Regions from separate parts of the Mus musculus genome. Here region 2 is linked to region 1. Evidence: chromatin contacts called from ENCODE Hi-C or POLR2A ChIA-PET data. All regions are on one chromosome and are shown on one strand. Each heading gives the region's core, a stretch centred on a gene start or an enhancer-like site at or near the end of the contact. The rest is flanking DNA. Distances are from core to core; before and after follow the strand shown.

Region 1 (3,682 bases), core at 234-2,733:
GGTGCACAGTACCTTGCCTGACTACTCAGCTCCCCAGCTCCGGGATTGTAGGTGCACAGTACCATGCCTGACTACTCACCTCCCCAGCTCCGGGATTGTAGGTGCACAGTACCATGCCTGACTACTCACCTCCCCAGCTCCGGGATTGTAGGTACACAGTACCATGCCTGACCTTTACATGGGAATTGGGAACTTTACCGTCTAACCCAGTGGTTCTCAAACTGGGTTGCAACCCCTTTAGGAGTTGCATATATCAGATGTCTACATTACAATTCATATTAGTTGAGGATGTATCCTGTCCAAGGCTATCCTGGCCTCCATAGCAAGACTTTAAAAACCATGTTTATTTTGAAAAACAATTCTTTAACACGAGCAGCCTTTCCGTCAGATTTCTCCCTCATTACCTCCCAGAGAAATGGAGGCTTTCTCCCAGCTGCTACTTACAGCATCTTATTGTCGGGGAAGTGACAGCCTGTGAAGAGAAGAACGTCCCCGGAGCCCGAGAACGTCAGAGGCAAGCTCCAGCATAAGCCTCTTTGATTTATTCCTGTTCCCAAGAGGGAGCTGGGAAAGAGATGACACTCGGTCTATTTTCTTCTAGAACACGACCCACGGCCGAGTGTCTGGTGAGTTACGACGGCGCTCGTCCACGCCCCACCCACCCCTTCCTCACCCATCCAGCCTGGCACTCTGTCATTTGATGCAGCCCCCATGCATTTCCTGGAAAAGGTGTTTGGCTTCCTCTGACAATGGTAGGAAACTTGGTTAGAAGTTAGTGTTAACGAGGTCACCTTGAATTAGCCAGACAAGACAATCTCAGAACAACTTCCTGACTCCGGGACTGTCTAACTCCTGATTGAGTCTGTAGGCCTACAAAGGCAAAAGCCGACTTATGACTGATGGCTCGGCTAGAAAAATAGCCCAGATTCTATTGCCTAAGCTAGGAGTGATAGTCTCTTTATCCACTCTGACAGGTACAAAGGACAGCAACACACCCAGACAACTCAGGGACTGCTTGCCCACTTCTAGACAGGAGAGGAGTCTAAATGGCATGAGGAAGTCACTCTGAGGCTCCTTCTAGGCTGTCTCCATTATCCACAATGATTAAATAGAGCTGGCCCTGCTCAGTTCTTAAATCACACAGGATACCTGGACTTTGTTGCGCTACCCCTGAGTAGCCATGCTACAAAAGCTTTTCTCTCCATGTGGAAGAATATTGGTCCACAAGGCTGGGTGTGGTTTTGTTCAGCTTTCTCATGCACCAATATTATTTTTTCTGTCGAATCTCATGCCTGGAGCTAACGAAATTCAAAACTGGGCTCCCAATGCGTTAAGGGCTGGCTCTGTGGTCTCCAGGATCAGAGTTTCCTGAGTGAGACGCTGGGGAAGCCTGCCCTGGAAGGGTTGAGCGGACCATATGCAGCTCTCTCCCTCCAGGCCTCTGATCGCATCAGACTGCCAGCTGCAGATGGGCTCAGGTGCTGGGCACAGAGCCCAGGCTGGAGCAAGGCTAAATGCAGCCTAAGGGATAGACAGGGCTTTCAGTAGAATCTGAATGCAAGCCGGGCGTGCTAATGCGCCTCTGTTATCCCACCCCTCAGGACATTGGAGCAAGAGGATAGAGAGTTCAAGGCCAGCCTGGACTACATAGAGACTTCTAGGCCAGTATGAGCTACAGAGGGAGACCCTGGCCTCAAGCCCAAAACAAACTAACAAATTCTGGGACTTTGTCTGCCAGTAGGGAGGGGAAGCTAGGTCTGTAGAGAGAGAGGAAGGGAATCTATCTAGGAAAACAATATACGGAAATCAGAAGGTTGGAGCTAAAAGTAAACTCAGAAAGCAAGCAAAAAAAAATCCCAGCCAATAGATATTTGCTCAAAGTATCAAGACAGGTCAGTCGAAAGGGGTGGATCCTGTCAACAAATGGCAAAGAAGTGTTTGACTATGTGCAACATGAACCTCAACCACTGCTCATCCTAAACAGAAGGATTCATTAGAATTGATCTGTAAATGTTGAAACTATGAAAACAACATAAGATAAAATATTAGCCTCCTTGAATTTGGGGGAAAACTCTTAGTGTAATGATGATACCATACTTAATGCCACTGAACTACACACTTAAAAATGTTTAAAATAGTCTGGGAGGTGGTGGTGCATGTCTTTAACTGTAGCACTTCAGAGGCAGAGGCAGGGGGGATCTCTGAGTTCGAGGCCAGGCTAGTCTACAGAGTGAGTTCCAGGACAGCCAGGTCTACATAGAGAGACTCTGTCTCAAAAACCCAAAACAACAACAACAAAATATTAAAATAGTGGAATTTATGATACCTATATTTTACATACACACACACACAGACACGCACATGTCTATTCCAGAATATCTTTTGTTCTGTTATTTGCCAAGAAAAAAAGCATGACTGTGGACACCCCCACCCCCTCAGCATATTAGACTTCACCCAAACTGTAAGTCTTTCAGGTACAGTGGTTCATGTTTGTAATTTCAGCATCAGGAGAAAAGGGCAGAAGGTTCTTTGCAACTCTGAAGCCAGTCTGGTATGTGTAGAAAGTTCTGTGCCAGTCAGGGACAGGCAGAGACCCCACCTCAATTTAAAAGAAAAGAAAAAAAGGGAAACCTTGGTTCATCAAAAGACTCAAAAGTGAAAGAGATGAGAAAACTTAGAAAACTGACAAAAAACTTAGAATATATAAAGAGTTCTTACAACTCAACAATAAGAAAAGTAACCCAATTTTGATCTAGTGGGACGGCTCAGAGGGTAAAGCATTTCCTATGTAAGCTTTACAATCCGAGCTGGATGCACGGAGCCCACGGGGTCTCACATGGAAAAGAGAACTACTCTAGGAGCTGTCCTTTGACCATTACGTTACCCCCACACTGTGGCATTGGTGGCACACACATGACATACACATGTGCACACACACCTGAGCACACACCCCGACAAGAATGAGTATGATAAACAAAACTAAAAATAAAAGAAAAATACCTCAGTTTTTAAAAATTGAGCCAAAGTTTTTGGCAAATATCTCCTGTAGGGTTCAAAGACAGCAAATAGACACGCAAAAGGACCTTTGCATAGCTAGTCATTAGATACAAAAAATGCAAATTAAAAGCTAATGAGAAGCTACTGTGAACCTACCAAAATGGCTAAAATTAAATTCTATATCAAAGATTTGGGGAGTGACTGAACATCTTGTATGCTATAGCTGGAGACGTAGAAAGGTCCAACCACTTTGCTAAATAGTCTGGCCATTTCTCATAAAGTTGAACACATTTGAGCTACATGACCCAGATTTTCTCTCTTCCTAAGAAAGGGAGAACATGTCTGTGTGGAAGACTCATACTTGGAGGCTCATAGTGAGCTTATTTGTAACGGTCAAATATTGTAAGCAATACAAATGTTAACGGAGAGACACGTTTTTAGTATTTGGAATGAGCTATTATTACATGTCGCTGCAACAGGGGCAAACTTCAAAATAATTGTGCTGACTTAAAGAAAAAAAGGAAAAGAATACATGCTGTCTACTTCCATATATAAAACTCTAAAATGCAAATGAACCTGTAATGTCAGAAAGCAGACAATTGCTTGTCTAGGAACAGAATGAGGCGGACAGTGCAGGGTGGGTGACCAAGGACACAGGAAGCTTCGGGGGTGATGGACACATTCA
Region 2 (4,087 bases), core at 662-3,161, 41 kb after region 1:
CTGCTGTTGAATCCCAAGTGTGTGGAGACTTTGGTAGCTTAACAGAAGACTGGAAGCCAGTGTGCCTGGCCCGTACAGGGGAGGGCATGTGGTATTAATCCATTGAATAGCAGCTGGGCTACATTAAATATTAATCGAGATAATATTTGAATAAAAAGAAAGGCAGTCTAAGGAAGATGCACTCTGAAGGCAGGTGGTGGGGAAATGACAAACAGGGCAGGGAAAGGTTCTGAGTGTGGCCAGATGGCCACAGGTGAGCCCCAGGTACAAGATTTGGGCTGTCTGGTTAGTTTAAGTACAGTGAAAAGGGGAGCTGAATTTTGAACAGTCTCCCCTTTCTGAAGGCTTCTGTAAGCCTCCATGTTCCTACTTCTAAAATGGACACAGGGGGCAGTGGTGGCGCACGCCTTTAATCCCAGCACTCGGGAGGCAGAGGCAGGCGGATTTCTGAGTTCAAGGCCAGCCTGGTCTACAGTGTGAGTTCCAGGACAGCCAGGGCTACACAGAGAAACCCTGTCTCGAAAAACCAAAAAAATCAATCAATCAATCAATCAATCAATCAATCAATAAAATGGACACAGGAAGCAATTCTGTCTCCATTTGTGGGCTGCTTGCTGTAAAGAACAAATGAAATCAGATTAGGAATGCTTGAAAACGTTTCTCTCAGGCAGGGGTCATGACTAACTATGCTCTCTGAGGGAGTTGAGTGTGTAGCACAGCCCTGGCACAAATCAAAGGGAGATGGGCATCGGTACCCACCTCACCTGAACGCTTCCAGATTGATAGATCCTGACTGAATGAAACCTACCAGCCTGACAGCTTTGTTTCCAGTTGGTACACTCACACTCAGAACTGTAGTTTGGGCAGATAATGACTATAGTATCATCCTTGAGAGACATATATTCTAAGGACAGCTCAAGAACTTCACTGTCGGGGCTGGAGAGATGGCTCAGAGGTTAAGAGCAATGTCTGCTCTTCCAGAGGTCCTGGGTTCAATTCCCAGCAACCACATGGTGGCTCACAACCATCTGCAGTGGGGATCCGATGCCCTCTTCCAGCCTGCAGACATACATGCAGGCAGAAAATGGTATGATGTATATATATTTTATAAATATTTTTTTTTAAAAAGAGCTTCAATGGGCATACTTATAACTCCAGCACACAGGAGGTAGGATCAGGACAGCTGAGGTATTAAGGCCAGCTTGAACAATACAGTAAAACCCTGCAGGAAAAACAAACAAACAAACAGAAAGTAAATAAATATATTTTTTAAAGAATTAAAAACGTTTTAAAAAAATATAAAATAAAAACAAGCAGAGATTGTGCGGTGGCACAAGGCTGTCTGTGATTCCAGTATTTGGAAGGCAGAAGGAGGAGGAGCAATAGTCGAAGGTCACCCTCACCTACATAATGACATGGGGCCAGCCTGGGTTGCATGGGTCCAGGGACCTCCAGCTTAGGTGTTCCTCAGTGAGATGGGGATTTCTGTCTCAAAAGTACAAGAACCAACCAACCAAAAAAGAACTGTCCTGGGCTGGAGACAGTCAGGTGACGTTTAGTCAGGTAAAGTGCTTGTCCAGAGAGCATGAGGTCCTGGGTTCAATCCCCCATGCTAGGTAAATGGTGGGGCCTGCAATCCCAGCACTCAGGAGGTAGAGACAGGAGGGTAAAACTGTAGTACATACGCATCCTGGGTTTAGAAAACAAACAACAAAATGCCTACGGAACAGCCTGGAGAGATGGCTCAGCAGCTAACGGCACTCGGCGCTCTTGCAGAAGAATTGAGTTCAGTTCCTAGCACCCACATGGGGGAACTCACAGATTCTCCAACCCAGATCCAGGAGCTATGATACCCGCTGTCTCTGCTGGCACTTGCACTTAGAGGCAGCAGTCACCAGAACAGCCATTTGATTACTGGAGCCGTGGCCTTGGCAAAGGCTGCAGCGGAAGCCAGTTCACCACAGGGCTGGCCCTGCTGCAGACTTGGACTTACGTCCTCGCCAACCTTCTCCATATCTGTTAAGTATGAGCTTAATTGCTGATCCTGTAGTGTTAGAAGAGACTGCTGGGTCATGTCACCAAGGCCCTGGCACTTGAAGTACCCAAATGCCACCCAGGTAGAGCAATGGAATGTCCTGGGGAGCCTAGAGCTCCTTTGGGGAAGTCCCATAGGCTCACCCTCTTTCAAGGTGAACAGGTTTGGTTCCAAAGGTCCATCTGACCCAAGATCTGTGCATGTGAAGGCAGAGGCAAAGTGAGTCCGTTTGAGACCTCCAGGATTTGAATATGTGGTATAGCCTTGGGAGCTGAAGGTGAGGGTGCTAGTAATGACTATGATGACCGTGTGATCGCCAGGGAGGTAGCAACCTGCACGGAATGAAGCCAACTACGTTGAGTCAGATATCCACAGGTCTCTCAGCAGAAGCAGAACATAAAGTCATAAAGCAGCAGCTCCTACCCTTAGCTCCACAGCCCTTAGAATACATTAAAACCTCAGGAGAGGGGGAGGAGGAGGGGGACCAGGGGGAGCAGGGGGAGGAGGAGAAGGAGAGAAGAAGAAGGAGGAGGAGGAGGAGGAGTAAGAGGAGGAGGAGAGAAGTAGAAGAAAGAGGAGGAAGAGGGGGAGGAGGAGGAAGGAGAAAAGGAGGAAGAGGAGGAGGAGGAGGAGAAGAGGAGGAGGAGGAAGAGGAAGAGGGAGAACAGAAGGAGGAGGAGAAGGAGAAGTAGAAGAAGGGCTGGGCAGTGGTGGTGCACACCTTTAATCCCAGCACTTGGGAGGCAGAGGCAGGCGGATTTCTGAGTTCGAGGCCAGCCTAGTCTACAAAGTGAGTTCCAGGACAGCCAGGACTATACAGAGAAACCCTGTCTCGGAAAAACAAAACAAAACAACAACAACAAAGAAGAAGTAGAAGGAGGAGGCGGGAGAGGAGAAGGAGGAGGAGGGAGAGGAGAAGGAGGAGGAGGGAGAGGAGAAGGAGGAGGAGGGGGAGGAGGAGGAGGAGGGAGAGGAGAAGGAGGAGGCAGAAGAGGAGAAGGAGGAGGAGGGAGAGGAGGAGGAGGGAGAGGAGAAGGAGGAGGAGGAGGGAGAGGAGGAGGAGGAAGGGAAGCTATCTTTAAACTAATCAGTGGGTGGGTAGGGGTCTCCTCAGCAACACAACTCAGCTCATTCATCCTGTAGCTGCTCCCTCCTGAAGGGCATGTGGGCATCTGGGACTGGGGATCATCAGCTTGGGTGTTCCCCAATGCACTGCAGGTATTCCTGTCTCAAATAAAATTAGCTTCCCACAGAATCAGGTCACGGTTCTACCAAGGGTCTGCCAGGACGTTAGGATGAACTGGTGAAGCATGTGGCTGAAACTGGTGGAGTCTGAATGCTGCGAAGACCCCAGTCCCTGAGCAAGTGTCTCGTCCTCTCTGGGCCTCCAGCATCTGGTCTAAGAGACGATCCAGAGTAGCCCATCTCTCCAGCTACCTGTACTTTTACTGTTGATCCTAAGACTTCTCAAGACACATTCTTCTACCCTTAGGCATGGTGGCAAACTCCTGAAATCCCAACACTCCGAAGGGAGGATTGATAGTTCAAAACCAGCTTGTGGTGCATAGCAAGACCTTGTCCTAAAAAAATAAACTGCACAGTAGCATGTGCCTCGAACCCTATCCCTGGTGAGGCAGAGGCAGGGGGGCCTCTGTGAGCTCCATGCCAGTCTGGTCTACATGGACAGCCACAACTACGTAGTAGAACCCTGTCTGAAAAATAAAATCAAGACAAAATGAAGGCACATCCCCAGTCCATCGGCCCATGATCTTCCTAGTAAGCCAATTTATTAAAGCACTAAGTCCTTTAGTTCCTAGCTTTTATGTTTCTTTCCTCCTCTGACATAACTGCCTGAATGGGGACCCTCAGCTACAACAAGGTAAGATCACGTGGCCTAGAGGGGCTGGGCTCCAGAGAAGACATGAGGAGAGTGGGGAGGGGGGCTCAAGAGTTCCTCTGCCCCTGGTGGTTAGTTTAAAAACCCGGCTTGAGAAGAAAGCTGGGTGGGGCAGCCTGGGCTGTTAAATTAACCTGTGAAAACTGAAAAGAGAG

The links. A loop is a pair of places that touch in the nucleus more often than their neighbours do. ChIA-PET counts read pairs that join two places held with the same protein, here RNA polymerase II (POLR2A).
Region 2: a map of left cerebral cortex shows a loop between it and region 1 (2.3-fold over the local background). The contact joins two enhancer-like sites. A Hi-C loop is called at or near these places in 6 of 37 maps with a recorded cell type or tissue (gastrocnemius, heart and left cerebral cortex). POLR2A ChIA-PET finds 5 or more read pairs at or near these places in 4 of 5 experiments (Patski and embryonic stem cell).

What each region holds. Positions count from the first base shown.
Region 1 is chr17:87,477,289-87,480,970 of GRCm38, forward strand. No RefSeq gene overlaps it. Among named protein-coding and RNA genes, the nearest start is that of Gm30938, 4.6 kb to the left of the region's middle. Within about 2 kb of position 1,484, at least 1 of the 3 ENCODE cell types and tissues checked has a DNase peak (open chromatin) inside an H3K27ac peak, as active enhancers do; it is gastrocnemius, where a contact is called at or near this core.
Region 2 is chr17:87,517,736-87,521,822 of GRCm38, forward strand. The region is part of intron 1 of Gm30984 (a long non-coding RNA gene); the gene reads right to left. Among named protein-coding and RNA genes, the nearest start is that of Gm30984, 11 kb to the right of the region's middle. Within about 2 kb of position 1,912, at least 1 of the 3 ENCODE cell types and tissues checked has a DNase peak (open chromatin) inside an H3K27ac peak, as active enhancers do; it is gastrocnemius, where a contact is called at or near this core.